Linked DNA regions of Mus musculus: region 1 is linked to region 2. A link is a loop called in an ENCODE intact Hi-C map of the cell type or tissue named here. Cell type or tissue: left cerebral cortex. All regions are shown on one strand. Links, peaks and the distances in the headings refer to the core of each region. The heading gives the core; the rest is flanking DNA. Region 1 holds the start of Pof1b (premature ovarian failure 1B). Region 2 overlaps Pof1b (premature ovarian failure 1B).

Region 1 (17,196 bases), core at 5,254-13,253, 63 kb after region 2:
AGGCATGCAGGGACACGCAAAGAAGACCTTTATCAAGCACCTTGTATCCCTGGTGGTACCAGTAAAAGATGAGTTACCCGAACAGCAGCAGGAGCAGGTCTGGCAGCTGCAGAGTAGACAGCAAAGTATTTGAGCTCAAAAGAAAACAGGAGCCACCCTGGGAGATTGCTCCAGGAAATGGCACTGACACGCCCCTGAGGGGCGGATTCACCTGGCAGGTTTGCGTGCCAGGAGAGGCCCTGCCTTGCCACAGAGATAGCAACAGGACTTCCCAGTAGGTAAAGTAGTCTAGAAAAAGTAGACACAGAAGTTCAGGGCAGGAGCCAGCTCCTGGGACTGGAAATTTGAAGACAAAAGATACCAGTGTCAAAACCTGTTAGAGAAAACAACACCACTTTCCCATGGCTTGTAAATTTAGCAAAGGTAGTTTCAAGCCTAAGTACTCATTCCAGAACCTCAGACCAAATTAAAGCCTAGGGACACACTAATTTTCAGAGATAAATTTGCATTCTTCACAAACCCCCGGTAATAATGCCGATAAACCAGATTGCCATGGGGACTCCAAGAAATTTTCTCTAATTTGTGAACCTGTTTATCTGGCTTCAGTCATAGTATGTGTTTTGAAAGACTCTGACAGATGTATCCAAACGATGGAAATTCTGTCTAGAAGTTGGAGATGTGCTGTGGGAAGGGTTGAGGAAAAAGGTACCCATTCCACAAGAACTTTGTGCTTTGCCTTTTGCTTTTCATGGTTTACATTTTTACAAAGGGGTTTGCCCTGACGTTTTTGTGCCCCAGGAAACATGGAGTTCCATTGCTTTCTTAATTTCCAGTTGTTAAAGGCACTGTAAACCTTTATGGGGCCTTTTGAGACAAAATGAGATTTAAATGTGTTCAGCACTTATTTACAACTACTTGCAAATCCAATCATAAAGGTATTTACCCACAAGGTAATCCCTTGCAAGAAACTCCAGCAAGAAACTGAACAGTAAAATAATACATGAGTACTCCTTTAAAAAGGAGGAGAGGGTCTTCCTTATATGTATATGGACCATAGGACCACTATTTCAGAGAGTAAGAAAATGATGTCTTTCATCTGAGTAGCCATCTTTTGTGATAAGTAAACAAAGGGTTATAATTTACTAGTCACTTATTATGTGCCAGAGCCCATTCAAATAACCCTATTAAGAAACGGGGTACAGAGATAAATACAGAATTCTCTACTGAGGAATACTGAATGGCCAAAAAAAACACCTAAAGAAACATTCAATGTCCTTAGTCATCAGGGAAATGCAAATCAAAACAACCCTGAGATTCTACCTCACACCAGTCAGAAATTCAAGTGATTCAAGATCAAAAATTCAGGTGGCAGCACATGCTGGCGAGGATGTGGAGAAAGAAGGACACTCCTCCATTGTTGGTGGGATTGCAAGCTGGTACAAAATCTCTAGAAATCAGGCTGGCGGTTCCTCAGAAAATTGGACATAGTACTACCTGAGGACCCAGCTATACCTCTCCTGGACATATACCCAGAAGATGTTCCAACATGTAATAAGGCCACATGTTCTGCTATGTTCATAGCAGCCATATTTATAATAGAAGCTGGAAAGAACTCAGATGTCACTACACAGAGGAATGGATACAGAAAATGTCGTACATTTACACAATGGAGTACTACTCAGCTATTAAAAAGAATGAATTTATGAAATTCCTAGGCAAATGGATGGACCTGAAGGGTATCATCCCGAGTGAGCTAACCCAATCACAAAGGAACTCACATGATATGCACTCACTGATATAAGATACAATTTGCAAAACACATGAAACTCAAGAATGAAGAACGAAGACCAAAGTGTGGACACTTTGCCCCTTCTTAGAATTGGGAAGAAAACACCCATGAAAGGAGTTAGAGACAAAGTTTGGAGCTAAGACGAAAGGATGGACCATCCAGAGACTACCCCAACCAGGGATCCATCCCATAATCAGCCACCAAACGCAGACAACATTGCATATGCCAGTAAGATTTTGCTGAAAGGACCCTGATATAGCTGTCTCGTGTGAGGCTATGCCAGTGCCTGGCAAATACAGAAGTGGATGCTCACAGTTCTCTATTGGATGGGACACAGGGCCCCCAATGGAGGAACTAGAGAAAATACCCAAGTAGCTGAAGAGGTCTGCAACCCTATAGGTGGAACAACAATATGAACTAATCAGAGCTTGTATCTCTAGCTGCATATGTATCAGAAGATGTCCTAGTCGGTCATCATTGGGAAGAGAGTCCCCTTGGACTTGCAAACTTTATGTGCCCAGTACAGGGGAATACCAGGGCCAAGAAGTGGGAGTGAGTAGGTAGGGGAGCAGGGCAGGGGGGAGAGTATAAGGGACTTTTGAGATAGCATTTGAAATGTAAATGAAGAAAATATCTAATAAGAATTGAAAAAAGTAAAAAATAATTTAAAAATTAATTATACATTAATTAGAAATACATGACCTACCAAGTAACCAGGTATTATATTAGATCCATAACTCATTGCTAGCATTGGCTATCTCGTTTTGCAGAAACTTTTTGTGAATGTGATCTGGGTATAAATGGTATAATCTGGTTAACACTGATTAAAATCTGAATTTAACACATACACACACACACACACACACACACACACACACACACACACACACACTGCTGTTAGTATCTGCTGCCAGTCAATATGTAATCTTGTGTGTAAAGAAGTTGAGGTGAAGAATAAAAAAGTATTGTTCGCATAAAATGCTGACTGTATCTGCCCTCTCTGTTCCTTAGAAATGCAGGCTGTCAACCTTGATATAGTTGGGCTACAATTAATATGTGAAATAGATGTGTTCCCTCAATCTTTGTCATACCTGTCCCTGGGTATAAGGAATACAGCTTGAAGCTGAAGAATAAAGAAATGAACTTAAGCATTATCTGACAGACAGATCACATCTAACTACAAAGCAGATACTGAGCATCCTTGTTCAAGTCCAAGAATCTAATCAATCATTCTCAAGAAAGATTCAATTTCTTCTCTGAGAACTTCCTTGTGAAGTCGTGATCTGCAGTGCCAAATATTTGTATTGGTAAATAAATATAAATGCAGTTATCTATGTAACAATAGTACCTGCACCATGTCACAATTGAAAATCCAAAGGATTTGACAATGTATTCTACAAATTTCATGATTGTACTCTCCTTTTGTCTATAGTATACGGAGTAATAAGAGTTCATTACTTATTTTTAGCACTAGACGTGTTCAGAGAATTCTTGATTATATTTTCAGCAGTCTTTTTTCTCTGTAATATAGATATTTTATATTTGGCACCAAAAAAACTAATTTAGAATGTTTGATTTGGGGGAATAGAACAGATATTCCCTTAGACGGTAATTTAATTGCAATAGAGCTAAAAATTTTATTCACTGTTCCTAGCTATAAAAACAATTCATTTATCAAGAATGTAACTGAAGGAGTTGGGCTGATGGCTCAGCAGTTCACAGCACTTGCTGTTCCTGCGGTAGACTGGGTTCAATTCCCAGCACCTACATGGTGGCTCACAGCCATCAGTAACTGAAGTACAGGGTAATTGATGCTGTCCTCTATCCTCTGAGGACACCAGCCATGCACATGTACACATCCATACATTTAGGCAAAATATTCAGACACACTAAATAAAATGGTTTAAATCTCAAAAAAGAGAAAAAATGTTCAAAATTCAAGAGAGTATGGGTAAAAAATAGAAAACAAAACTCCAATATTAATGATAAGCATAAGGATCGAAACATCAGCTAAATACATTAAAAACAATAAAAATAATTTCCATTTTAGATGAGCTGTTTTGAGGGTCATTTTAAAAGTACTCAATTGCTCTACAAAGGATTTGGGATAAACAAACTCAGAAAACTCAGAATATTTTATGGTCTCAAAACACTTTTGTCACTACTGGTGTGTGTGTGTGTGTGTGTGTGTGTGTGTGTGTGTGTGTGTGTCTGTGTGTCTGTGTGTGTGTGTCTGTGTGTCTGTGTTGAGAGTGGGGGTGGAGGTGGGGATTTCTTCTGCATGCTAAGCAGGCAGTTTCTTTCATGGACACCACCTGGAAGTCCTTTAATTTAGTTAATTTTGACATTGGAAGCTCAATCCTACAAGGCTGTCTGAAAGCCTTGAATCTCTGTACTTTATTGTTTCCTGAAGCCAGTGATGATCATGTAGGTATCCAAGGGCTACCAGTGATTAATCAACTAATTAGCATGCCAAAAACGCAAATTGTTTTAGGAATTATATGCTAGGAAAAGAGGGAGAAGACAGGTGTACATGTGTGTACGTCTACGTGTGTGTGTGTGTGTGTGTGTGTGTGTGTGTATGTGTGTGTGTGTGTTAAATATTATATCCATTTCACAAACTTGTTAGCATTAAATAAGAAAATGCTTGCTATTTGCAATATACTACCGAGGCATGAGATTTTAAAATACAATTTTTCATAGCATTCAGTGTAATTTTTGTAAATTAGTCAATTTGAAAATCAAATTAAATGTCCCAGTGAGGTATGGTCCTAATTTTTGAAACGTTAGCTACCTGAAGTCATTAAGATAAAACAAAGCACCAGTAAATTTATCAAAATTGACATATAGAACTTTATTAAACAATTAAATAGCAAAAGTAATTATCAATTTGTCACCAAATACATTTCATCGGCATCAGCAGTTTTTATGTGCATTACTAATCCTTTACTCCACCTTTTGTTTTATGAGACTGATGCTTAGATCTCTCTCTTCCTGGGCTCATAGCTTGGGGCTAATGATACAAGAACGACAGAAAGATTTAACACAAAGTTACTTAAGCCTCTTTGCTTCTGCCTTGTCTATGACCAAGAGAAGAATGTTCATGTTATAAAAGGTCAACAAGCATGAGAAGGAGGTAAATCCCAAGGTAGGTGAGACCATTGTATGAGTATATGAAAGCAGCTGTGTATCATTAACTAAGCCCAATTCATTTGATCTGGCAGAACTCCATTCCAGCCTTCTGACAGGACTTAACACGGATCTTGTTTAACTGCTGTTGGGAAATTTTTGACTGGGCAATGTTTCAGGATATGAGGTATGAAAAAGATATTTGTTTTAGTTTGAACAAAAATTAAAGGCAGCATTTAGAAACGGGTTTAACCTGTTAAAACAAGTTTAATCTGAAGTGAATTCAAGTTAAAATACTACATCAAAATGACAGTTGTCTAACAAATATATGCAAACAAAATGAAAGTAGATATTCCCTTATAAAACCTATAGCATCGCTGCATCAGAGTATCAATTTCTCTTCCTAAAATAAATTTTACTGGTGATATATTTCTATCCAAAACTAATTGACTTGTTAGAAAAAATAAGACCTGGGTTCTGGACAGGTTATCCAACTCTCTGTGTGTGCACATGCAGTGGAGTAGGCTCTATGATTCTGGAAGATTTTTAGGGATGCAGCATTTCTCAAATGTGTCAAAAACCACTAGCTTTACAAAGAAGTGGTTTATGACCTCCTAGGTTGAATATGTATCTGGTTAAATGTAATATGTGGAATAGCTTTATTGCTATAATATCTATAGCCTTTAAAAAAGATGATATACATTATGAACATAATCTTCAAATGGATCTACTGTGTGTGGTGTTTATCAAATTTTTCTTGACAATAAAACATGTTTTATGTATAATATATATTATTTATGGAATAGTGTGTGTTCATATTTTTCTGTATGACTTTTTATTCTGGATATATTTGAATGGATTTAGAAAGTAAATGAGAACCCATAGTTGGTATTTAATTTTAACGATATCATAAAAATATATCAAAGAACACTTGACCATCTGTATAAGCATATCTGTCATATTCAAAGAGAGAACTTTTGGGGCCAAAACCATCAATCTCATCGGAAATGTTTTTAATGCTTTATCCCAAAGCCAGCAAGTCAAAACTTGAGAGCTGTGTTCCAAACATTGATTCTAATAAGCCTTCCTAATAATTACAAACTTCTGGTGATACACACATACACACACACAAACACACAATGAAATTGGCCATATAACTACTGACCCCATAGAAACTAAAAGGATAATTAGGTATTCTATGAACAACTCTATTCATATACACTGTATAATTCATGAAATGGAGCAATTCTTTGTAAATCACATATTAGTACAAATTACCCAAAATGAAATGTATGAAAAGAGTTTGAAGTCACAGTTATTACCTTTTCACAAAGAAAAATCCTGAGAACATTAAACATTTAAGAAAAGTATATCTCTGACTCTGTCTGTGTCTCTTCTCTCCCCTCTTTCCTCTTTATTCTTCTTTTCCTCCCTAAACTCAGGGATTTATATTTACATATAAAGACATTAATCCAATACTAACACCAGGAAAAGATAATATAAGAAACCTATACAATGAAATCCAACAAAATATGAACAAACTGAAAAACTTACACAACTTAATGTATTTTGATCAAGTGGGTTTTATGTAATGTTTGTGGTTTGATTAAGAATGATCCCCATAGACTCATATATATGAACTGGGGAAGGAGCAGAAGGTGCGGCCTTTTTGGAGAATATGTCATTAGAAGTGAGCTTTGAGATTTTAAATGCCCAAACAAGTACCAGTCAGTTGCTCCCTCTACTTGTGAATGACTTCCTCTCTAGTGCCATGCCTATATGCCTGCCATTTGCCATGATCCCCACCATGATGCTCAAGGAGTCATCCTCTGAAACTCTAGGCAAGCCCCCACATTAAATAAAAACAGCATGGTATTGATACAGAAACAGACAGGCAGATAAACCTACATACCTATGGACACTTACTCTTTGGCAGAGAAGACAAAACCATTCAGTGGAAAACAAAAGACAAAGCATTTTTAACAAATGGTGCTGGTTCAGTTGGTGGTCAGCATGTAGAAGAAGGCAAATGGATCTATTTTTATCTCCTTGTACAAAGCTCAAGTCCAAGTAGATCAAGGACCTCCACATAAAACCAGATACACTGAATCTAAATAGAAGAGAAATTGGGAAAGACCCTCGAGCACATCAGCAAGGGGAAATTTCCTGAACAGAACACCAGTGGCTCAGGCTCTAAGGTAAAAAATTGTCAAAAGGGACCTCATAAAATTACAAATCTTCTGTAAGGCAAAAGATGCTGTCCATAGAATAAAGCAGCAACCTACTGATTGGGAAAAGATCTTTATCAACCTTACATCCTATAGAGGGCTAATACCCAAAATATAGAAAGAACTCAAAAAGTCAGACTCCAGAGAAGCAAATAACTCTATTAAAAATGGGATATGTTTTTGGTTATAAGCTTAGCCTTTAATGGCTGAACCACACAATTCATAGACCACATGAAGCTCAAGTAGGAGGAAGACTAAAGTGTGGATACTTCAGTACTTCATAGAAGGGGGAACAAAATACTCAAGAAGGAAATATTCAGAAAAACTGTGGAGCAGAGACAGAAGTAAGGACCATCCAGAGACTATCCCACCTGAGGATCCATCCCATATACAGTCACCAACCCCAAATGCTATTGCTGATGCAAGAAGTGCTTGCTGACAGGAGCCTGATATAGCTGTCTTCTGAGAGACTCTGTCAGAGCCTGAAAAATGCAGAGGCAGATGCTCACAGCCAACCATTGGACTGAGCACAGGGTCTCCAATGAAGGAGTTAGAGAAAGGAATGAAGGAGCTGAAGGGATTTGTAACCTACAGAAGAACAATAATATCACCCAATCAGACCCCGCACCCCAGAGCTCCTAGGAACTAAACCAGCAACTAAAGAATAAATATGGAGGGATCTGTGGCTCCAGCTGCATATGTAGCAGAGGATGACCAATGGCAGGAGAGGCCCTTGGTCCTGTGAAGGCTCAATGACCCATTGTAGGGGAGTGCCAGGCGGGGAGGCAGGAGAAGGTGGGTGGGGAGCACCCTCATAGAAGCAGGGTGAGGGAGGATGGAATAGGAGGTTTGCAGAGGAGAAACCAGGGAAGGGGATACATTTGAAATGTAAATAAATAAAATACCCAAAAAAACATGGGATATGGAGCTAAACAAAGAATTCTAAACTGAGGAATCTCAAATGGCAGAGAAGCGCCTAAAGAAATCTTCAACATCCTTAGTCATCAGAGAAATGCAAATCAAAAGGACCCTTAGATTCCCCCTCACATGAATCAGAATGGCTAAGATCAAAAACTCAGGCAACAGCAGATGCTGGCAAGGAGGATGTGGAGAAAGAGGAACACTCCTCCATTGCTGGTGGGATTCCAAGCTGATAAAACCACTTTGGAAGACAATCTGGCAGTTTCTCAGAAAATTGGAAATAGATCTACTGGAAGACTCAGCTATACCACTACTAGGCATACACACAAAAGATGGTCCAACATATAACAAGGAGACATGCTCCACTATGTTCATAGCAGCCTTATTTATAATAGCCAGAAGCTGGAAAAAAAACCAGATGTCCCTCAACAGAGGAAAGGATACAGAAAATGTGATACATTTACTCAAGTAAGTACTACTCAACTATTAAAAACTGGTGAGTTCATGAAATTTGCAGGCAAATGGATGGAACTATAAAATATCACCCTGAGTGAGATAACCCTGTCCCAAAAGGACACACATGGCATGCACTCACTGATAAGTGGATATTAACCCAAATGCTCAGAATACACCATGATACAACTCACAGACCATATGAAGCTTAACAAGAAGGAAGACTGAAGTTTGGATGCTTTAATCCTACTAGGAAGAGGGAACAAAATAATCACAGGAGATAGAGGGAGGAAGGGACATGGGAGAAAGAGAGGAAAACAGAGGGGGTGGGGACATGATCAGGTACGGGAATAAACAAGAGAGAAGTCCAGAGGATCATGAGAATGAATAGAAATATGTAGTAGTGGAAGTGGGGAACAGGGGAACCACTAGAAACTCCCAGATGCCAGGGAAGCAAGAGGTGGGGAAGACATAAGCTGAAATACTCAACAGAAGGGAGATGGGATCTGAAGAGACCACCTCCAGTAAATAGGCATGGTGCCCAGTTGAGGGTTGGGGGTCACCCACCCATTTCAAAATTTTTACTCCAGAATGGTTCCTGTCTAAAGGAAATTCAGGGACAAAAAATGTAGTAAAGACTGAAGGAAAGGTCACCCAGAGACCACCCCACTCAAGGATTCATCCCATATGCAGACACCAAACCCTAACATTTTTGCTGATGCCAAGAAGTGCTTGCTGACAGGAACCTGGTATCACTGTCCTATGAGAGGCTCTGCCAGTCCTGACTAATAGAAATGCAATCACTCACAGCCAACCATAGGACTGAGCCCAGTGACCCCAATGGAAGAGTTAGCAGAAGGACTTAAGAAGGGGATTACAACCCCAAAGGAAAAACAACTAACTGGACCATCCACAGTTCCAGGGACTAAACCACCAATCAAAGAGTGTATACATGGATGGGTCCATGGCTCTAGCTACATATGTAGCAGAGGATTGATGGCCTTCTCTGGCAACAATGGGAGGGGAGGCCCTTGGTCCTGTGGAGGCTTAATGTCCCAGGGTAGGGGCATGCTAGAAGAGTAAGGCTGGAATGGGTAGGGGAATACCCTCTTAGATGCAAAGGGGAGGATGGGATGGGTTTTTATACATAGAGATGGGGAAGGGGAACAACATCTGAAATATAAACAAATAAAATAGCCATTAAAAAATAAATGTTTTCCTGTATAAGTTGCCTTGATCACGATGGCTCTTCAAAGTGATACATAAGTAACTAAGTCACTAAGAAATGTTGAATAGAACATTCAAAAATTAATATAATTTAATGGCTGAAAAAATGAGTCTATGGTCTTCTTATTAAATGGAAACTAGCATATTTGTCAAAATCCTATGTCCATTGTGTAATAAAAAAAATTCTTTAAACTAAGAAAACAAATGAGCCTCATTCTGATAAATTATGGCCACCTCTCTCATACAGACACGGACATACAGACAGACACACACAGACACACACAGAGAGAAACACACACACAGACAGAAAGACACACACAGAGACACAACACACACACACACACACACACACACCATCTATAGTAGACATCCTATCTACCTAATGATGAAAGGTTGAATGCTATATTTTACACTAAGGAATGGGCAAGATATCTATTCTGACTACTCCTATTCAATATTGTATTTGAAATCCTATAGAATGACAGAGTAAATGAAAATAAAATGGTTTTCAACTGCACTTATTTACACATAAAATGACTGTCCAAGTACAAGTCCCAGGAATGCAACTAAACTTTCTTATAAATAATAAATTAATTTGAAAGACTTCAGGATAGAAAATGAAGTTACCAATGTAAATGGTGACTATTTACCATTGTGGCATAAGACATGTGTTGAACAAATTTATTGGCCTGTAGCATCCTCCCGAAGATGGGTCATAGAAACTGAAATCTTTTCTCCATTTTTTTTTTACTCTTGGAGCTGACCATAAATAATTTAGCTGACTTAACCTGAACACATAAATACTACACAGAGAAACCAAGACAGATAGAAATAGACAAGTTATTATGTATTCTCTTAACCATTCTCTTAGCAATCATATCTATACAATGCACTTTCCATAAAACCTCAAAGTTGAATGTTTGATGAGTTTTCTGCTAGAGGAACATGGTGAGGTTTGTGGTCGATGGCACACACAGAGTGTGGGAACACCATGATCTTTCTTCCAGTCCTAGACCTATTTCACATCATTATCAGCATATTTTACAATATTCTTCATAATAGACATGTGTGTTTCCCTGTTATGTGAGCTACTTTAGAAAAGTAATTGAGCCCAAAGAGTGTATTGTGGAAATCCCAATTGTATATCAAGTCTGTCATAAGCACAGGTAAAAATAGCCTGGGGCTTGTATCTGGCATCAAAAGTGGGAAGGAACAGTCTTAAATATTGAGTCCTCAACCAGTAAGATTTGACACCATTTCCAGGTGGTGTCAGAATTAAATTGGAATAGAGAACACCCAGCTGGGGTCCACTACAAAATTGATTGCTTGATTGCTGGTGCGGTGAAATCTTTACACATTTGATCTCACAAAATTTGCCTGTGCTAATTGTGAGAGTAGATGGAAAACAAGAAATAATCATAACTGAACAACTGGAAATATAAATCATTCAACAATAACATTTATAATACTCTCAGTAAAATATTAATGTATATACCAACAAATATGTGTAAAATATGTATACTAAGACCTATAAAATTCTTATAAGAGAAACAAAAAATGATACGGTTAAATGGAAAAACATTCTAGTGTAAATTAGAAGATTCTGATTACTTGTCAATTTCTTCAAGTTGGTTTGTGTTTAATATTTATAATATTGTAAGAAATTTAAATCAATTCCTGAGTAATTCAAAACAAGATTATTTGAAAGTTCAATCTGAAATTTTGTTTGAAAGTAATGAACTAAGAGTAGCCATACCAATTTTGAAAAAGAAAAAGTTAAAATTCACAAGCATGGAAGACAAGGGAGCTGAGGATGTACCGCAGAGTCAGGGTGAATGATTAGCATGCTCAAAGCCCTTGGTTAAATACTCAGCACCCTCACTCCAAAGTTCTTGTAACCAGATATTCAATAATGATATTAACTGTAAACTTACAACAATCATGTTAAAAACACAGATCAGTGGAATTGGAAGAGAATGCCCATATATATATGTGTGTGTGTGTGTGTGTGTGTGTGTGTGTGTATTAAAACAAATATAGTTGTAAATATAATTTAATGGGGAAAAGAAAGTCATTTCAAACAAGTAGGCAACAATAACCTCATTTTTCCTGAGCAACAAATGATGAACTTAAACCAAAACACCTTACCTTATACAGAGTTTAATTCAAAATGAATTATCAGGATAAATTTAATACATAAAGTATATAACTCAGGGATTGATACATAAGAACAAACTTTTATAATATTGGGTTAAGCAATGGCTTTGTTACATAAAAATCAGACGGATTTCATCAATATTAAAAATCTTCTGCTCTTTGAAAGACACAGTGAGGAAAATAAAAATATAAGCCATATACTGTGGGAAATATTTTCAAATTGCATATATGATTTTATGATTAAAGTCTTTGTATCCAGAACAGAATTTAAAAGCTCTCTACGGGCTGCGGAGGTGGCTCAGCTGCTAGGACCACCTTGCTGCTCTTCCAAAGGATCTGAACAGGGTTCTTAGAACCCACATCTGGTGGCTAACAGCTGGCTGGATTTCCACAGGATTCAATTCCCTCTTTGGGCTTCCATGGCTGCACATGCTCATGTCCTCACACTCACGTACTCAAACACGACAGACACAGACACAAATACACATAAATCAAAATTTAAAAAAACCTTAAAACACCCAAATCTTAACAATAAAGCGAACAATTTCATTTTTTGTAATAAAGTATTTCAATAGGCCATTCACAAACAATGGGGGTGTGGGAAGTGAGTATATGAAAGATGCTGAGTATCATGCATGAGTCATTAGGGAAATTACAATTAAAACAACAAATCTGTATCATTAAATAGCTATTAAGATGGAAAGAAATAATGGTGAAAACTTTACCAACTACAGACAAGGGTTAAGAGCACCTGGAACTCACTGCCATTTGCTGTCAGAAAGGCAAACTGTGAGGTAGCCACTTCTGAAGTCAGGCCGTCTCTTATAGAATCACATATACTTAACATGTGATCCATCAACCATACTTTTAGGTATTTTAGTCTATGCTCACCCAAATGTCTGTGATTAAATACTTATTGAAGCTGTATTCATGAGACTAAAATCTTTCAATAGTCCAGATACCCTTCTACTTTGAAACATTTGTTAAATGCAATTGTACTCAGCAGAAAAAAAAAGGAATAAAATATTTGTATACTGAATGCATAAATAGAACCTTAAATTTACTTCACTAAGTAAAAGAAATCAGACTCAAAAAGCAATGTAATATGTGGTTTTATTTGTATGACATTTGGAAGATTAAAAAATCAGAAAGTTAGAAAAAAGATTAATGTTTGTAAGGGAATGGCAATTATAAAATGTCAGCATGAAAAATTTTCAGTATCAACTTTGATAGTAGACATAAAAATTTTGTCAAAAACTGTGGAACTGCACACTGTAAATGATGAGTTTCCTGTGTGTGAACTATGCTTTAATGCTTAACGACTCACAGAATCCCCTGGAAGTAATACACGAGGTATAAACCAAGTTGTGATAGAGAGAGAACAATATTTTTATTATTTACTTTGGATCTCATTTTCATTTTGGGGAAGATGAAGATCAAACCCAGGACCTTGGACATTCTAGGCACTCTACCATTAAGCTACATACACATCCCAAATTGTCTGCTTCTTAAATGCTCTTTTCTTTGATGTCAGGTTATTTATAGACGTGATTATTGATTTACAAGAATATATGGACTTTTGTTTAAATTTTTACTATTGATTTCTAGCTTAAAAGTATTGTGGTTACAGAACATGATGTAAATGATTTTAATTTTTAAAAACTTGATATTTTCTTTATGACCTAATATAAACCCAATATTTAGAATTATATGTACGAAGGAAATGCATATGTGCTTCTTGAGGAATATGGTATTTTATGTGTGTGTTAGTTCTGCTTGTTATTTGCATTAGTCAAACAATACATATCTGGGCTCTTTTCTTCCTCACACATTTGTTATAAAGAGAGAGGCATTCCAGAGCTCCCATGGACTAAACCACCAACCAAAGAGTACACATGGAGGGACCCATGGCTCCAGCTACATAGGTAGCAGAGAATGGCCTTATCTGGAATCAAAGGGAGAAGAGGCCCTTGGTCCTGTGAAAGCTTGAGCACACTCACAGAGGCAAAGGAGAGGGCAGATGGGGTGGGAGATTTGCAGAAGGGAGACCAGGAAGGAGGACAATATTTGAAATGTAAATAAAAAGATAGCCTATTAATAAAAAAGAGAGGGAGGATATTAAAATTGTTCCTGAGGATATTTCATTTGTCAGTTTCAAATGAATGAAATGTCAGTTTAAGAAGTTTTCGATTCAATACTTTTATTTATCTTTGCAGTATACTTTATATTTTAATATACACACACAGATTCATGCGCGCGCACGCGCGCACACACACACACACACTGTATTTTGGTAACATCTGTCCTCTATTTACTTCCAACTCCTTCCACATCATCCAGATATCTCCTATTAACCTCCTAAATTTATAGTTTATTTAAAAAATAATTATAACTCACACATATGTTCACAAATGTGAGGTCATCCACTGAGGTAGGGCACCATACCAATGCCCACTCCCAACAAAGAAAAACGGCTACCTCTCCCTTCCATCAACTTCCATTAGTTCTTCAGCTATGGGTGGGTTATCAGGAATCACACTCCACACTGAAATGTTTAACTTTCTTGATTGGGTAGAGGTATTGTGGAAGTAAACACAGCTGTGGGAGTTCATGTGTGTAATAGCTAGCTATGTTATGCCAAGAAAACAGCATCTCCTAGCATTCCTCCTTCTCATGACCCTGCTCTTGCATTCCTCTGTCCCCTCTTCTTCAGTGTCCCCTGAGCCATGGAATGGGATTAATATAGATTCTCCGTTTATAGCTGAGCAGTCAAGAGTTGTTTACTCTCATCACTTGGAGCAGTTATGACTTTGCACTAGCCACTGCCTTCTGCAACAAGAAGTTCCCTTAGCTAAGGTTGATAATAAGCAGAAATAATATAGGTATAAACACAAATATTTAGAAGGTGGTTTGGAGACATGATCACTTAGCAAAACATCAATAGATTCTCTCTTATCACCTATGGATTCCTTAGCCATAAATTTGGCTATGCTTTCAGTACCAAATATGAATTCCCTCCTGTGGAGCAAACTTCAAATCCAAGTTTTAAATCCAATCAAGTGAATGATCACCACCCCCAAAATAATCTTGCAATTATTATACTAATAAACACATACTGCCTTGCAGATTATTATTGTATGGAACCAGTTTGGGGTAAGATTACTGATGTCTTTTCTTAAAGCAGGCTGCATAGCAATTTCCAGCACTATGAAATCTAGCCAGCACACCAAGTACCTTCAAATTTCACATTACCTTCCCTATGAATTGAATGTTTTGGTAGTATTGTTCCTTTTGAGTCTCCACTAATATTTGTGTGTGTGTGTGTGTGTGTGTGTGTGTGTGTGTGTGTGTGCAGGTAGAGGTATATACTGGCTAAACTTATGTCAACTTGATGCAAGCTAGAGTTATATGAAATGAAGAACCTTCAATTGAAAGAAAAATGCCTTCAACAAGATCAGGCTGGAGGGCACTTTCTAAATTAGTGATTGATGAGGGAGGGTCCAGCTCACTGTGAGTGGGTCCATTTCTGGGCTGGTGGTCCTGGGTTTTATAAGAATCCAAGCGGAGCAAGCCAGTGAATAGCAGAGCTCCATGCCCTCTGCATCAGCTTCTGCCAACATGTTCTGCTCTGTTTGAGTTCCTGTCCTGAGTCCTTCCTTCAGTGATAAACAGTGATATGAAAGTGTAAACTGAATAAACACTGTCTTCTTCACCTTGCTTTTTGGTCACAGTGTTTCACTGCAGCAGCAGAAAACCATAACTAAGACAAGGTGCACATGACAGAAGCATGTGGTTCCATGTATGCGTGTTGTCATGTAGAAGCCAGAGAACATCCCCCTTGCCCAGTTCCAAAGACTTTATTGCTTTAGAGAAGACTGTCTTAATTAGGGTTTCATTGTTATGAACAGACATCGTAACTAAGGCAACTCTTATAAAGGCAAACATTTAATTGGTGCTGGCTTACAGGTTCAGAGGTGCAGTCCATTATCATCAAGGCAGGAAGAATGGCAACATTCAGGCAAGCATGGTGCTGGAAGAAGATTTGAGAGTTCTGCATCTTGATCTGAAATTTCCTAATTTGGGAGTTATTTTAATATATACATATGCAATTGCATGGAAACAACTCTCCCACTTCCTTGAAAAGCATTTTCAGTGGTAGTAGAAGTTCATATAGACAGTAAATTTCTTGAAGTATATTGAAGATATAATTGCCTTTTTCTTTTTGTCTTTTGGGTATAGAGATAATCAGTTGCCATTTTAATGTGCTGTTTTAGGTAATTCTTTTTTCTTATGTATTTTATTTTTTCTGTTTTGTCAGTTGTTTGTACTTTCATTGTACTATATTTCAGTATTTACTAATTTAAGTGTTATTAGACAGGGTTTTATACACACTAGGCAGATGTTCTACCCCTGAACTCGAACTCAGTGAGGTTTTTAAAATTTCACCTCACTAAATTCATTGGGTGCACTAACGTAGAAGACCTAGGCCCTTCAGTCATCTTCAGAAAGGTTGTCATTATCTTTCCAATGTTGTTGATGCTCCTTTCTTTTCAATTTTTGGGATTCAGACTAGGTGCTGAAAAAAAAATGGGAATGGGTGGGTAGGGAAGTGGGGGGAAGGGTATGGGGGACTTTTGGGATAGCATTGGAAATGTAATTGAGGAAAATATGTAATAAAAATATTTTTAAAAAATTCTCACACTAAGGCTGCAAAATGGCTTGGTGTGTAAGGGAGCTTACAAGCAGATCTGTCAGATGAAGTTTGATCCCTCAATCCCAAAAGATGACAGGAGAAAACAAACTCACAAATGAAATAGTCTAACTTATACACATCATGGAGCACATGCACCTGCACATGTGTAAACATGTGCATGTCCACACACACACATACACACACAGAGTAATGATAAAAAAGATAAAAATTCACACACTGTTTACCTCTGAGTTTCCTTATGTTGTGCATAATCTGCTAATACTGGCAAATGATCTGTAGTTGGATATTTCCTACCATGGGAATATTAGGATTTAATTTTAACTGCAGCAGTTTAAGTTGTGGTTAGTCAAATAGTTTCACCAGAAGGCCAAATTTGTACTCTCTGTTCTTTGAAAGTTTTACAATTTGACAATGCCCTGCCCTCCCCCCTGCCAAATTCTCTGGTATTCAGTATGAGAATTTAGTGAACATTCAGACAGTGTCATGGTTTGCATTGCTTGGCCCAGGGACTCGCAGTATTTCGAGGTGTGGTCTTGTTGGAATAGGTGTGTCACTGTGGGCTTGGGCTTTAAGACCCA
Region 2 (17,196 bases), core at 4,490-12,489:
TAGTAGAAAATCATTGTAGGTTTAAAAGAATGGAACACATTTTGTTGTCGTTGTTTATATTTGAAGATCATTTTGGAGAATGTAAAGACTTTTTATCACAGTTCTTGGGGGAAGTAAGGTACCATATAAGGTGTTTGTGTTTATAGTAGAATTGAACTAAATAAGATCTATTTCTTTACTTATAAATAGTCCCTAAAAGAAACTTCAGTGCAAACGAAATAGAAGTCACATTATAAACTAAAAAATGTCCTTAAAAGAACAGGTTTCCCTGGCACATGACTACCCTAAAATACCTGTAGGGGACTTAACTGTAAAGTTCCTTTCACAGACTAGTTCATAGCCATCGTGTGCAGATAGATTCACTCAACTCTCACTTTTAAGTGGTCTATGGTATGAACAATGTATCTGGGAATTATTTTCCCAGAAAGAGCTCTTAAATTCTACTCATGTCTCAAACAGGAAAACTTTCAATATCAGCTTTGTACCATTCATAAAATTTATATATATATACAAATTCAAGAGTAATTTTCAGGACCCACTTAGACATTTTAACATCTTTAATGATTAACATTATTTGACAAAGCTTGTTTCATTTATATTATTCCCCTAACAATGAAGGTAAAGTTAGTTTGTAGAAGGAAGCAACCTTTTTCGAAAGTGAAATTTTATAAAGGGGAAGATAAAGTGATGAAACTGAGAAAGATTTCACAGAATGGGTCAGAGATAAGATGCCCAGCTTGCAAGAGGACAGGAAAGAGAGGCTAATTGAAGGAGTGCAGTGTGAGTCTGGAGTGGGGGAAGTTCAGTGAGTGAAGTTCACTTGAGTCTAGGCAATTCAATGGAGTTCAGTTGAGATCACTTTGTAAAGTCCATGCAGTGATGCTCAGCAGAGTTAGTTTGAGGACAAAGAAATTCAGTCAGCATCTGAGAGAAGCCAGTTTGAATTAGTCAGCTTGGAGAGTGTTGAGCTAGAACAGCTCAGTTTAATCAGCCAGCCAGAGTTCAGAAAGAACTAGGAAGGGTGAGCTTATTCAGCAGTAAGCTATGAGGTGAAAATTATATCTGGTGAATAAATGTTACATTTGCAAGTAAGTATTCTAAAGGGAATTTTGTTTCATTAAAAATTGGAAAAGTTGGCATTACTGATAGTAATTTTGCAAGTCTTATTCACCTCCCATCTGATTTACAAACTCTTATCCTAGGAACAGATATTTTCCACAATATGATTGTCTCACTGGACTCCTTTAGGAAACTACATTAAAATACCTATATATTCTTTCATTTAAATATACTGGTTTGCTTTTTAGGTTCTTGAGCCATATAGAGTATTCACTGATTGTATTAGCAAACACGGTATAGAAATGAGGCATTATATTGTAAAGTTCCCCCCCACCCAAAGGATATCTGTAGCATGAATTTCAAAACATTTAATATGTTGGGATGGGAAAACAAGGTTTATACACCAGCTAATATGAAGCCCCCAACACACATACAGTAGAGGACCTCCATGTCTATGTTCATTCAGAGATGATGCACCTAACTCTCAAGAGACAGGAGGCCCCAGGGAGTTTAAAGCACCTTTTGTTTAAAACAAATTTTTGAGACATGGTTCCTTTGTGTAGCCCTTGCTATATTGGAACTCATTTTCTAGACTAGGCTGTCTTCAAACTCAGAGATCTTTTTGTTTCTACCTCCCAAGTACTGGGATTAAAGGTATATGCCACCATGCCTGCTTGTTTATAAGCACATTATTAATAAGATGAATTCAAGAAAATTACTGAGAATGGCAATTGATACTGTCTATCGTGTAATTGCGTCACATAACAATCCCACTATTCCTTTATAGAATAAAAAGTTATGTCTTGTTCTGGAGTAAATATTAGGCACTTTTATCAATGAAAGATGTGCTTATTATACTCTTTACTGAAATACTATTTTTACTATTTATCCTAGAGTAAGCATGAAATAATGTATTTTTTCAGTTGAACAAAAATTACTACAAAATCAAGTAAATTTTGTAACAGTGTTTCCTGGTGAAGATGGGTCATTTGAGGAAATCATTTGAAAACATTTACTTTCAAAAGAATTTCTATTTTCTAAAGAAATGTAATCTTTATAAATTACAATAATGAGAAAGAAAGAAATGCAAAGACAGACTTTTGTTAAACTGATGTAAATTTGATAGTTAAATATTTTTAAAAGTTGCACTCTTTTCATATTGTTCAAATTTGAAAAAAGTAATATGGCTAAAGTACCAGTACCAAGATGGGAAGAAAATATCTTAGAAAACCATGTGTGGGCTTAGAAAACTAAATTTTGCACCAGCTGGATGTCAAACTTTTGTTAAAGTTCTACCTCGTGTAGGCTATATCAAGAAGAATTTTCTTTTGTGCTTGTTTTACAAAATTGCCTCATAGCTCCTATATAAACATTCAAAGGATAAAATATTTCCTGGTAAAATAGGAAGATAAGCTAAAGTTCTTTCTATTTGAAGTTTCACAAAGACAATACAGATGCTTAACATATTTTATTTAGATACATAAGAATATTTTGTATGACACTCTCCAGTTTCCATTTTATTTGACAAATCTGAAGTGAAAACATATAGAGATAGAAATGAGATGAATGGACATCTTCACCTGATGACACTAGAGTTTTCATTGAGTAACTACACAGAATTGATGAACATAGGAAGCACCCTAATAGCAGGTTAGGTTCTACACTGCCTGCAATTAGAGTTCAAACACAAAGGTTTTTCCCCCTCTCATTTGCGTGTTGCTATATCAAATATATCAATGTATAAAAAACAGACTCAGGTCTCCTGAATGACTGGGGGAACCCATCTCCAGAACTAAATGTATAATTTAATATCACTTTTATTCCTCTTATTTCTATTGATCTTAAAACGTTGGTAAAAAAAAAATGGGAAACATTTATATGACTCTAAATCACTATCTTAGATCAAACAGACTGTCTTCTTAATTGCTCTTTAATTCTGGATATTATTAGTTTTCTGTAATTTTGAAAAAGACATTCTCATTTTCAAACTGTAATTATGGCATTTTTCTGTCAAGGTAATTAAAGCATTCCATTGTAACTTTTGTAATAGACAAAAACAATACACTTTTGCCATAATTGCATATATGGGTATCTATCAGAGGAGAGAACTTGTCTGTCCAGAAAATAGAGGGGAATTGTAAAAATATGAAACATTAACATTTTATATCATAAAATATTGATAAAATAGAAATTTTATTCATGTTAGAGAACTTAATGTTTATCTTAAGTGTTATAAGAATATAAATAAGACTCAATTTCATATCAAGACCTTTTAAATATTTCTAACTCATAGTTCTAGTGCATATAGTGCCACAGCCATGCTTATACTAACTGCTTCTTAGAATAATTAGAATATGCTTATAAAGCATTGAAGAATTTTATAAAGGTTTCTGTAGATATTTTAGTACAAAACTATGAACTAAACATGTAAACTGAATATATTTGTTACCTTAATCCTAATTTGATGAGCAATGTTTTGTACCTTTTGATTGGGTTATATTATGAAACTTCCTTATTTATAATATAATAAACAAATACTTGTATCACTTTGTAACGCCATTACAATTCAAGTAACAAATTTCTAACTACATCAAAGACTCTACTATAAAATATTCTCCAAGATACAGCTATCAAGTATCTTTTACTGCTATTTTTGTTAAAGATTTTATGACTATGCAATATAGCAATGTTATGTCTGTATATCACTATGAAAAATTCTACATTCTTATGCCCACTACTACAGTACAGTATTGCGTTTTTTACAAAGTGAATTGGACCACTTGCAGAAAATATGTTTTGAAAGAACAGATTTTCCCAGGCACTGACATGTACTTAGAACTATGTATAATTCAATTAATGCATTTATTTAAAAGATATTAGCTCATTTCCATGATTAACAAAATTAACCTCCACCTTTGACTTAGCTGTTTCCAAGATATGTTAGCACTGCTGTACTCCTATTAGTCACAAGCTTAATGTGAGAAAAGTAAGGCTGTATATTTTATGTTCTAGTTAGCCTATTTTTTAAAATTTAATTGCCTCTGTTTTGCTGAAAAACAGGACTGAATCCTATAGCTAAGTTGCACATTAACATAATAGAATAACTTGTAAAGGCTCTATTGTATGAATAAGTTCAACATATAGGAAGCACCCTATATAAAAATAACAGGTTAGGTTCTACACTGTCTGCAACCAGGGTTTAAACACAAAGGTCATTTTTTTTCTCTCATTTGCACGGTGTTAAATTTCAAATACATCAATGTGTGTGTGTTTTTTTTAAAGACTCAGTTCTCCTGAATGAGGGGGAACTCATCTCTAGAATTAAATCGTCCCACTAGATCCATGGCGTAGTAACATGATTCACAATTTGATTGCACATTAGCAATAGAAAAATAACAATTAAAATACTGATGCAGACAAAGAAAATTTCCTTTGGGTTGTAGTATTGTAGAATGGGTCCATTCATGGCTAGAAAAGAAAAAATACATCTTAAAATTGGTTCACAGTTATTTTTTTACATGTACATAGTTACTAAAAATATTCAGTTGGGTATGTATACTGCTAACAGAAATGTATCTCACTTTTATACACTATTTTATAGAATATTCAATAAAATGATAATCTCCAACTTAAGGAATGTGTTTTAAATGACTGTAAAGCAAGGGGGATGGAGATTGGGTAATTTTGTTCTTATTGTCATATTTAAAGGTTAAATATGTGGTGAAATATGTGAGTCAATAAATACAGTTCTATCATTTATGAACTTATTGAATAATTTGGAACTTCTTCCTCTATACAGCTTTCCAACTTTATGTATTTCATTGCAGACAGAAGAAATAGCTATACTAGACCCTTCAATTCCACATAAAATATTGTCACTGCATGTAGTCAAGCAATTGGTTTTGTTTTGTTTTTAGATTTATTTCATGTATGTGAGTATACTGTCACTGTCTTCAGACACACCAGAAGAGGGCATCAGATCCTATTACAGGTGGTTGTGAGCCACCATGTGGTTGCTGGGAATTTTAACTCAGGACCTCTGGAAGAGCAGTCCGTGCTCTTAACCACCAAGCCATTTCTCCAGCCCCATCAAGCAATTTTTTTTTGAATTTTAACTTTTAGGATCAATTTTTTTATCCTGTGTAAACACATTTTTGTACTAATATGATTCTTAAGTTATCAAGTACTTTTCTCACTTGATAATTAGTAATATTTCTTAACAAGTTGATGGCCTGAGAAATGATTTGAAAAAGATTAAACTAGGCATGTATTTCTATTTTTGTTGGAGATTTAATACACACTGCTTACTTTCACTGATTAGTTAAAATACTGGTGCCTGGAGCTGGAGAGATGGCTCAGCGGTTAAGAGCACTGGCAGCTCTTTCAAAGGTTCTGATTTCAAATCCCAGCAAGGCTCACAACCACCCATAATGAGATCTGACGCCCTCTTCTGGTGTGTCTGAAAACAGCTACAATGTACTTACATATAATAAATAAATCTTTAAAAAAAAAGTACCGGTGCCTATTACTGTAAAAGAACATTAGAACTTAAATCATCATGATTTTTTTTTATTGCTACTGAAGTATTTGAGCTTATTTGGCTATAAGATACATATTTTTCTTTTTTCTTTTCGTTTCTTTATTTCTTTCTGTTCCCCACCACCACCCTTATTTTTTTCACTGTGTAGTCATGTCTGTCATGGAACATACTCTATAGACCAGGCTGGCCTCAAACTCACAGAGATCTGCCTGCCTCTGCCTACCAAGTGCTGGAATCAAAGGCATGTGGCACCACTGCCCAAGATCTATATCTTTAATGCATTATTTAACAACTATTTAATTTTAGTAACAGCATAAGTAAACTGCAATTTTGAGGTGTAATATTTTTCAACATATATGTATCAAAGTACAATAAAATTGTGAAAAAACATATGTTACAGACCTTTGTTTCCAATTGCACACATATGCTCAAAATCACAAATCTCAGAAAACAAAACATTATTAGTAAACTGGATGCCCTCCTCATGCCCCTTTCAATCCACCTCTACTTTCTCAGACTAAGCACTTACTTGAGTTTACTAGCCATGGATTTGCTTTATCTTAGTATATAAGCCATTTGACAGGTAGCTGATAACAACACTGAAGTTACTGTTTTGAATAAAATTATGTACGGTTAGAAAGCTGAGAATCTGAAATTTCTCGGTCCATTTTACAGGAGGAATGTTTCGCATTTCTGCGCTTATGATCACTGAAGTGCTTATTAAGATACCTTTCAAGATTGTAGAAGTATATAACTAAGAACAACTCAAAAACATTCTTTAATATTAGCATGTTTTCTCAAGCTCAGCACTATTAAAATTTGGGATCAGATGATTTTTTTAAGGAGTGTCCTGCACACCATAGGCAGGACTATACCCAGTAGATGTCAATATAGCTGACCTCTACTGCAAACTGAAAATGTTCAAATACAGTAAATGTTCTGGAGTTGGAAAGTAGATGCCACTGGATAGAACTACTTTGCTGGGGAATATATATATTTCCTCTGTGATGATCACTATTCTAAAGGTTAACAATGAAAGCAGTGAAACTCCGAAGAATGTAGCTGGCATCCATGTACAAGAAGAGATTTTAGTAATGGGTTGAAGTATTTAGAATGGTGTTGATATCTATGTTATCTGATCATGTTGGAGGAGGAAATTGAAGTAAGTAAATTTTAGAGTAGATGTTACTTGCATGGTTATTTGGCTTCACATTAAACCCCAGAATTTAAAATTGGAGGATTTTACAGCCTAGATATAAAATAGATACAAATCTCTTTTCCATTTTTAAATAAATAAAAGGTAGTAAGTATCCACATTCAAGATTACAAGACAAATTCTATCGATACATGCACATTCATGTTCCATTCCACTTCAAATTGCCTATGACATCTGATATTTTACCTAATTTTTAAAAGCTATAAATATGCAATTAAAACAGGCTAGAAATACCCAAATAAACTTACACAAGTCCATTTGTCTTCAGTTTTCTCGATCACAATCGTTTGTGTGTCACTACCTGGTGGTATATATTCATAGTCATCGTACAGGAGACCTAGGATTGGATACTGTGTTCTGTACCTATACACCAAAAACAGAGTTACTAGTAGTATGAAATAACTTTAATTTGTAGTCACTTCCATTTCTTCTCCCCTGTTTAAATCAATTTATCACTGAATAATTAGTTTCAAATGAAATGCCTTCTCAAATATAAAAGTGCAACTCTTTTTATGTTAAATACAGGGAGGATGTGGCCTCTGATTATGATGGATCACTGGTAACACAGGACAATAATACACAGAAAAAAAATCAAAGTAACTAAGTATCATAATTGCTGAGATCACTACTAAGAGTTTTTCGTGTATACACAATAGGGAAAGATAGGGAAAGGAGAATTAACTGGATTCTAGAAAGTTTATCAAGTTAAAGTGACACAATAATGTATATTACAGTCGTATCTTGTGTGGTAAAACTATCTAATACTGTTTTATACATAGACAAAAAGCTGTAACAGACCTCTGCCCTAATTACCAACACTTCCAGATATTCCTTCCCAAATATGCTCCAAAACACTAATTAAAATTTTCCCCAAATATATAATTCTTAAGTTACAAATATTATACCATTATGAGTAGGCTAATAAAATCTTGTGCTGTTGAACTACATTTAGCATGTTAATTATTCCTTAATGTATCTATACTTTATATGCTACTCAGTCACTGACTCAGCTTTCTTTATTATTAAGTCAACTGGTGATATCACACATAACCATTTTATTTCCTAAAGCACAAAATTAGTGATGCTGAAAATTCGGATGTATACATTATTTAAGTGAACAAACTTAAAACATCTGTCCTTAATAATGGAAAAATTATGATGGAAATTATATGATGATCTTCATAATATATGTTTTAAAATCAAATAAAAGACAAAGTTAATATAAGAGTTTATATTATTCAAGGTTTCAGGCATACACTGTAATTAGTGAAACACATACCTTTCACATAAAGGGTTACGAATATCAACTTGAATAATCAGGACTGCTTTCCACAACTTACCACAACTAAATATCTATCAACTGATGGCCCCAATGTCATAAACAACTTTGTTTTTATTTCTATAGTAGTTAACATACTCTAAATATGATACACAATTATCCTAACCATGATATTAATGTCTTTTTTGAATATTCATTCTCCAGTAGAATGATCAAACAAGTAAAATGATCGGAACACTTTTTAATGGTATGCACATCAACTAAGAGAATAAAAACTAAATTTTATAATAACTTGGCACATTAAGTCATTTTAAAGTACATTACTTTTTTGTGGTGATTGTAGTCCTTCCACCACAAGAGGGTTGGTTATGGGATGAATATATTTCTTGTCTCAACTTTGAGAGTTCCTTACAAATAAAACACAGTAATCATTTAAATAGAAATATAAGCATTTGGTAATAAGATTACTAAGAACAACATCCACCACTCCTCCTGTTTTGTAATTCTACTAATGTTGATACACAGTAGTCAAAATGCTATACAGGCCTTTTACCAAAGTTTTTCCACCAGTTTTATTTTTTCCAACCTAATATTAATAATAACTCTTTAACCTGGCTACTAACTGAGGTGGGATGTTGACAATTGGATGAACATGGATGTCAGTATGAAGATATGACTTTTTTTTGTTCTGAGTAGTTGAAAATATGGCCTAATAATAATAATAATAATAATAATAATAATAATAATAATAATAGTGGTTTCTATAAGAAAGTAAATTCAGCATTCTAACAAATTTATTATGAATGTCACTATGAGTGCCATTTTTAAAATAATAGTAGTTTTTTTAAAGAACTTATCATATACCAGATTCTGGGCTACATGTTCCTTAATGAAGGAGGAGTTCATGATCTAAGAATGAGCTCACAGGCTTTAGAGAATTTCACTGTTAATAAAATATAAATCCACTGTCTTAGAAATAGTAAACGTAGAGCACCCATCTCTTTTTTTAACTTCAATTCCTTCTTTCATTTCATTAAGTGTAAATCGTACTATTCATATACATACATTGATATGTAGTAAAGTATATCTTTGAAATGTGTCCTTTCCTTGGTGTTTTGATTAGGAGCTCTTAACAGCTGAACCATTGCTCCCACTCAATGTGTCCTTTCCTAATCCATGGGGATTATTTATCATACAGAACTTAATTGTACCATTCCATTTTCTATCCTTTTTCTTACCTCTGATTGACGCTTTATTAGAGAATCCTTCTCTTCCAGCAAACTTGTCAATTCATGAAGTTTGAATTGGAAATCACTACAACTTCCTTCTCTTTTTGAAACATCTTTTTGGTACTGGTTTAATTGGGACTAAGGATTTAGAAAAAACAATTATTATAATGCTTTTAAAAAACTTAATTTCAATGTAGTATAGTTAGGTCAAGTCACATAGTCATAAAATGAAAACTCTTTATATGAATAAATGATAACATTTAGAAACAAAATATCGTGATGTGTTCAGCCACAACTGATACATGTAAAACTCAAATCCCGAATTTAAGGCTCAGGGAATATCAAGGAAGAGGGGGCAGTAAGTAAGCCACAGGAAAAGTAAATTTTCTGTGAGATTGACCCTGTCTGTATCAATTGTATCAACGACAGGGTAATTTCACCCATGATGCCTCTATGGCTGCCTAAACAAGACCTGAAGAAAGACAATATCAATAGGCATGCTAACATAGGGAAAAAAATCTCACTAACCCCCCCCCCCATCCATAGACAAAGAATGACAGGCAACCAAGAAATGCAGGAAATGGGAGAAATAGGTTTCTGTATGTATACATCCCTTAATTGGTTATTCAATACTGAATGATCAGACTCAAAATTATACCTTAACACTAAATGGGCTGAACAGGTTGTATTTATGTATAAAAGCAAGGATCTGGAGAACGAGCAAAGGATGGGTATACAGAGGAGATTGGACAGAGGAAATAGAAGGGAGAAATGGTGTAACTATTTTTTAATTAAAAAAAGCTAACCAAAATATCATCACCCAGCTCAACTATGTCTTAGCTTAACGATGTTATATATGACTCTTCTCTGAAAAAACATGCATTAAGCAATCTCCCAAACATAAATTGTTAAAAATTTAAAAATCAAGACAATGAAATTAATGATTTTCTAAACAACTGAGAAGAAAAAAATAAAGTATAAAATAATTTAACTTGAAGTACTAGTTGGAAGTTTCACTGCTTTTTAATAGACAGAAGTATATTTATAAGAAAAAAAAATTAGAAAATACTAAAATGTTCAACTTATTTATTTCTTTATAGTTTTAAAATTGTAACAATATTTATTTTTCTTTTTAATAGTGGCTGGACAGGGGAGTGGTGGTGATGGTGGTGATAGTTATTATTTTAATTAAAAATTACCTTATTAATTTATGCATACATGCATGATAAATGTGTGTATATGCTTGTATGTGTATGCAGAGGCCAGAAGAATGTAATAGATATCACAGAGCTATAGTTACAAACATTTGAAGGATGGAATTCATGACTTGTTATATGGTTGATGGTAACTCTCTTCCTCATGATGAAACAACAGGTTTTGTTAAAATCCTCTGAGTTATCTCTCAAGGCCCAACAACCACTATTGTTTTAAAAAGCTTCTGTAGACAGTTTTATACAATGTAGGATCAACATACCCTTAGCTTGCTGATTTCTCTATCTTTATCAAGTCTCAAGTTTTTTACCATCTCCATATAATGATTGCCAATCTCATCCATTTTAGCCTGTAGTGTAGGGCCTGTGCAAGTCTCAGACACCTATATAAAACCAAAATAACTTTTTGTAATTGGATTATTAAGAAGGAAATACATATTAGGTTTCAAAATTATTACGACATTAATACCATGTTATTAAATAAGACATTGAAATAATAAAAATAATCTTGAGAGGCTGTTTTATAAAGCTCAGGTGTCAGCATGGTACAACTTTCATGTAAGGTCAACAGAAAGGAGTTGAAGTACTTCTCAAGGTGAAGTTTGTATATTCTATTAACAATGATAGCTTTATAGCTATATAACTAGAACAATACTATAAAATCTAGTACCTGTATTCTAAGGTTTTTATTCTCTTGCTCTAAATTGCGTTTACAATACTCAAGTTCTTTCAGTCTGTATTCCAAGTCTGACAGTGTATGTCGAAGAGAAAGGTTATTTTCTTCCAATGACTGACATTTTGCGCTTGAGTCTTGAAGTCCTTGCTGTAAAGAAAGATACAAATCCATAAGAAAAATGCATTTTGAGTTTACAAAGTAAGTGTCCTTTTAAGTGACTCATTGAGAAATATGAAGAAAAAAATTTCAAACTCAATCTTTTAGACTCTTGCCTTATGATATTTTGAACATCATACTACATTTTAATCTTTTCCCTAATCTTATTTGTCTAATGTGTAAAAATGAATACCATTTTTGTAAAAATTTCAGTCCCAGTTTAGTTATTAGATCCTTGTTAGTCTGAGTACATCATACTATACTAGCAGTTTCTAAAATGACCTTGCCCTTCACTGTGGTTAAAAGATTAAGTTTGTAAAAACTTTGGGAAAGTCATGAGACCAAACAGAGAGAATGAACTCTGAAAGCTTATCATAGTTTTGGTTAGAACAATCTCTGCTCAAAAAAACACAGAATGCCTATAGAGTCCATTTCCTTGTTTATTCTGTACACAGACATAAGATGTATCATTTTTTCCAATTAACTCATCGTTAGATTCAAAGACTGCATCAACTTAGACTTTCAGTGACAATTCTTGTTGCCCCAAAATATAGAGCACTGTGTATTTTGTATGCTATATACTACATAAGGTTGCCTATTTCTCTGAGAGGGTATTCAGTTGTTGAAAATATGCAAAGCTGTTCAATTCTCAGATGAACAAATTGTTCCATCACACTTTAATACCATTTGGATTATATCTCAGGACTTCAATGTGCCAGTGATTGTGCATATGGAAAGCTATCAATCTAGAATATCACCTACAAAAGACATCAACTTACTTGCTGTTGGCGATTATTTGCTCTCACTGATGCCAAGAGTTCTTCATACTCTTTCATTTGATTTTCTTTGAATGCCAAGTCCTTTTCAAGTCTTATCTTGTCATTTTCCAGTGACTAAAGGCATAAATTACTTATTAGGACTCAGAGTTACATAAAATTGTTAACAGGTAATGTCTTGATTATGTTGTAAAATTTCAATAAAAACTTGTTTCATCTGTAATTGCTTAACAAAGTGGAATTCTTCAAAGTCAAGAGAGATACAAAGGCACAAACTTTGAAATCCTCTATTGAAAGGACTATTTTGACGGATTGGCTACTGCTAAGTGCAATGAAGCAGAATGCTCTGTATAATTTTTATGTTTTATTTCAATCTACAAAGACTTCTTAATCTCAGCAGGTGGAGAATCTTCAAATTAAAATCTAGCTACACTTATGAGACTGCAGAAACTAACCAGAAAAGTAAGGGAAAACACTCAAAATTCCTCGAGGTGTTTTTTACTATAGTGAAATTTCACCAGAATGTATCTAGCCGATGGCACCAAAAATATCAATTAAAATAATAGAAAAGTTAAGCATTGGGAGGAAAAGGTTTTCAAGTTTTCTATTTAAAAAGAAATTCTAAGTATTCTTTATCATTACAGTAAAGAGGAAAATTCCTTTTCAATGACTACAGTTATTCTAATTTTGTAGACAACTCTGCCTTTAAGCATTAATTACCTTAGTGGGAGATTAAATGATTCATGCCTATCAACATACTTTCATGTACTCATGAGGCAGTTCTTTTCTCCTCTTTCAATGCTAATTAGCTGTTTCACAAAGTAAGTCATGTCTATGGATGTGTAATACTACTGTTTTACAATATATTTGTAAAAGTATATTGAACATTTTTTTTTCATTTCTGTGTGGAGAAGCTAACCATCAGAAATACATGGGAAAGAAATATCAAAATAAATCTTACTGTCAAATCATTTTGAAGATGTCCAAGTTCCTCCCGTATGTTGCTAAACGTGGACAGCACTAGTCTCAGGGACTTATCAGACATACCCCTCATCTGAAGGAAGAAAAGCATCCAGGGTTTCTTTTTACTAATGCTTCAAAATAGGCAACACTAGCAAGTGTAGCTTATTTATTTGTATTTATATTCTAGTGCTACAAAATTACTTTAATTTTTTTTATTTTTAATACCTTTTCTTTGAGATAATTGCTCACTGTGTAGCCGTGACTGGCTGGAACTTGTTTTGTAGCTAAAGTAGACTGGCCTTGAATTCACAAGAGATCTGCAAGCTTCTTCCTCACAAATGCTGAGATTAAAGGCTTGTACACCACAACACCCAGCATTTTATACATGCTTTCAATCAAAACAATTCTATCACTTTCCCGTTTCTTTTTGCTCCCTCTAGACTATCCATGTTTAGTACCCCACCCATGTCTCTCTGAATTCTCTCGTAAGCAAGTCAAGCAACATTCCTGAAAAGATTTTAACTAATCCTTTGGAAAACTTTTCTTTTTTTCCATTTGTATGAAAAAGGTACTATCTTCTTTACACAGCAGAATTCTATCATCAGATTTTTGCTTTTGAAGAGTTGAGGCACTTGATCTTCAAGCCATAAAAAGAACTTTAAGGAACAGCAATATGAACTAACCAGTACTCCCCAGAGCTGTGTCTCTAGTTGCATATATAGAAGAGGATGGCCTAGTCAGCCATCAGTGGGAGGAGAGGCCCTTGGTCTTGCGAAGATCATATGCCCCAAGTACAGGGGAATGCCAGGGCCAGGAAGCAGGAGTGGGTGGGTTGGGGAGCAGGGCAGGGGGCGGGGGGAGGTTATAGGGGACTTTTGGGATAGCATTTGAAATGTAAATGAAGAAAATATCTAATAAAAATTTTTGAAAAAAAAAGAACTTTAAGTGTGCTGTGCTGTCCAATGATTCTGCCTGAGGTGTAAAGAATTAAGTTTTATGTAGAGTACAGGCTGTTTTGCCCTAAGCTCTTCCAATTTGAGTTTTTTTCAGGCAATAACTTGCCTTGAGTGACTCCATTACCACACCATCCCCTAGCTCATTGTTACATCTAAAATGTAGGCTATGTCACAACACAGTTCTCAAAACAATGTGCTCATTTTACATCATGTGTATGAGTATATGCCTGCATATATAGATATGCATCACATGAGTGTGTGGTGCTCATGGAGGCAAGAAAGGGGCATTACATCTCTTGCAAGTGTAGTTACTGAACGTTGTTAACTTCTATGTGGGTGCTTGGAACTCAACTCTGGTTCTCTACTATAGGAAAAAGTGGTTCATCTGTCCCGTCCCTCAAAATCACACCGGGCTCTTGAGACAGAGTAGCGAACAGAACTAGACTGCTGCATTTTAAATACAAACTCTGATGCCAACGACAGCCTGTTTTTGTTTGTTTCAAGCAAATGACCACCTGCCTACCCAACAAGAACTATGAGGAAAAATAAGTCATCTGTTAAGGATCTCAACCTTAGGCTTGCGATCCCTTTGGGGATAGACTATCAGATATTCTGCATATCAGACATTTATAAGTCAGAACAGTAGCAAAATTATAGTTATAAGGAAGTGGCAACAAAATAATTTTATGGTTGCGGGTCACCAGAATATGAAGAACTCTATTAAGTTTAGGAAGGTTCAGAACTACTTAATTAGATGAATCAAATACCACTACCTATGAACTTCTACAACTAAAATTAAATTAACAGCGGAATGCCAGGGTCAAGAAGTGGGAGTGGGGGGGAGGGGAGTGGGGGGAGGGGTTGGGGGACTTATGGGGTAGCATTGGAAATGTAAATGAAGAAAATACCTAATTAATAATAATAATAAAAGAATACATGGCCAGGCGGTGGTGGCACACGCCTTTAATCCCAGCACTTGGGAGGCAGAGGCAGGCAGATTTCTGGTTTTGAGGCCAGCCTGGTCTACAAAGTGGGTTCCAGGACAGCTAGGGCTATACAGAGAAACTCTGTCTCGACAAAACCAAAAAAAAAAAAAAAAAAGAAAGAAAGAAAGAAAAAAAGAATACATGGGAATATCAGCATATCAAAACCATATAAAACAAAGCCCAGGTCTAAATGTCTATCATACACACCAGCTTAAAGAATGATGCAACACACTTATCAAAGGTAATAAACCTCACAATGAGGGGTGCAGGCTTATTGACATATCATCAGATCATGTGGTATATGCATCATGTTTATCAACAAGTGAAAAAAGTTCAGGTCTGACCTGAGAACTACAGCTCATAATAGTCCTATCTTCCTGACATGTTCAATGTAATTGATATTAGTTAGGATATGAACTATCATATATGAACTTCATATGAACTATATTAGAACATGAATACCTGTTGAAACATGTAGACTTTGGAGAGATTTTGTCTTACAAAACTCCTTCAGGACAGGGTTTCTTAATATCTTCCCTAACTATCCCCAGTGGCTCTCACTGCATTTGTATAAGTGTCCAGGTCTTTACTTAGACTTCTTTGAATCTCATAGTCTCTTTAATGGTTTCTTAGTAGGAATAAAAATCACAAGCATTTATACATAAAAATATTGAAAGCTCAAGATGATGAAAGAAACAATGCAGAAAACCTTTAGACAATATTTGTCTCAAACCAAATTCCACAACAGGTTGGTTTGGGGAAATTCTGACTCTTATATCACCTAAGGATAAGAGGAGGAGAATGAGCCCAGACTTCTGCCATTATCAGGATTTAAAGAGCTACATCAATACTACTTATTAGGTCTGTGTCAGGAAAAGTAGAGATGAGACTTTCATCCTAACAGTGCAAAAATGATACTCCAAGCTGTCATATCAACTGATACCATAAAGTCTTCTGCTGTATCATGTGAAGACAGGCCAATTAGAAGAGCATTCACTTCCACTTGGCAGTAATAGAAACTGTCTCATTTCCTCTTATTGTTTACCATAGCAGGTAACCTTCTAAAACAAGATATCTGAATAAAACTTTCATTTGTTAAGAGTTTCATAACGCAGTAACCAAATGGTCAGGCTTTCATCTAGATTCACTGACCACTGAAAGACAAAAACAAAGTCTCAAGCTGATAAGGAAAATCAATTGATAGCTATCAATATCAAGCTAAAAGGGATTGTTAGAATTTTTCAACAAAAGCTTTTAAGCAACCATAAAATCCTTTAGCAAGAAATTACAAACACTGTGAAAGAGGAAGTCACAAACTTTTCCATAAATTAAGCCAGGAATGCCTGATAAAACATGTGATTGAATATCAGTCCCAGACAGACAGATAGACACACACACACACACACACACACACACACACACATACACACACAAGGTGTAGTTCTCATGGTATTAAAAGCTATAAGAATATTGCCATTTAACTTACAGAACCAAAGCTATTCAAAAATATCATCTCTCTAAACAAAAAATAACACATAAAATATAGAAAATCATGGAGCAATAGATTTCAAATTATAAAATGTAATTACTGCCATCCAGTAATTACTGCTATCACAGTTTCTTTTTTTAAACTTGTATAGAAATAAACAACCGACTCCGAACAGGATGCAGGGGAATGGGAATGTAAATATATTTCTCATAGGAATGTAAGTTTGTATAGCCACTAGAGAAATCAATATGGAAGATTTCACAAAATATTACAAGAGAAACTACCATATAATCTAGCCCAACACTCCTAGGTATATACTATGTTTATGTGAATTTTATTTAGTCATAAAGAAGAATCAAACTGCTATTTCAAGCAGTGGCTAGAATGTCAGATCATTTAAGCAAAACAAGACAAACATACTTTATATCTTTCCTCTTATGTATGAAATGTATAAATCTATACACATACACACACACACACACATATATATATATGTGTGTGTGTGTATATATATATATATATATATATATATATATATATAAGCATTTGTGTTCTCTAACATGGGGAGAGAAGATCATATAAAAGGAGAGAGAGAATCATATAAAAGGAGAAGTAGTTTTTTGGGGGAGGTGAAGTTGTAGGAAGGGTCATCAGTGGGAG

The links. Hi-C counts contacts between places; a loop is a spot of excess contacts. Peaks named below come from ENCODE experiments on the same cell type or tissue, not always from the same donor. Only the 100,000 strongest peaks of a DNase experiment are listed, where the experiment ranks them.
Region 1: a loop joins it to region 2, with 4 times the contacts of the local background. A loop is called at or near these places in 2 of 42 quality-filtered maps.

Annotation. Positions count from the first base shown.
Region 1 is chrX:112,698,548-112,715,743 of GRCm38, forward strand. It overlaps Pof1b (premature ovarian failure 1B), which reads right to left and starts at 104. Exons shown (of 17, transcript NM_181579.1): 1 at 41-104. In left cerebral cortex, for the core only: no CTCF peak of the experiment used is centred there; a DNase peak (open chromatin) is centred at 8,260.
Region 2 is chrX:112,635,915-112,653,110 of GRCm38, forward strand. Pof1b (premature ovarian failure 1B) reads right to left here. Exons shown (of 17, transcript NM_181579.1): 10 at 13,104-13,196; 11 at 12,146-12,259; 12 at 11,205-11,357; 13 at 10,798-10,917; 14 at 9,333-9,461; 15 at 8,419-8,501; 16 at 7,064-7,178; 17 at 2,513-4,527. The coding sequence ends at 4,522. Among named protein-coding and RNA genes, the nearest start is that of Zfp711, 44 kb to the left of the region's middle. In left cerebral cortex, for the core only: no CTCF peak of the experiment used is centred there; no DNase peak of the experiment used is centred there.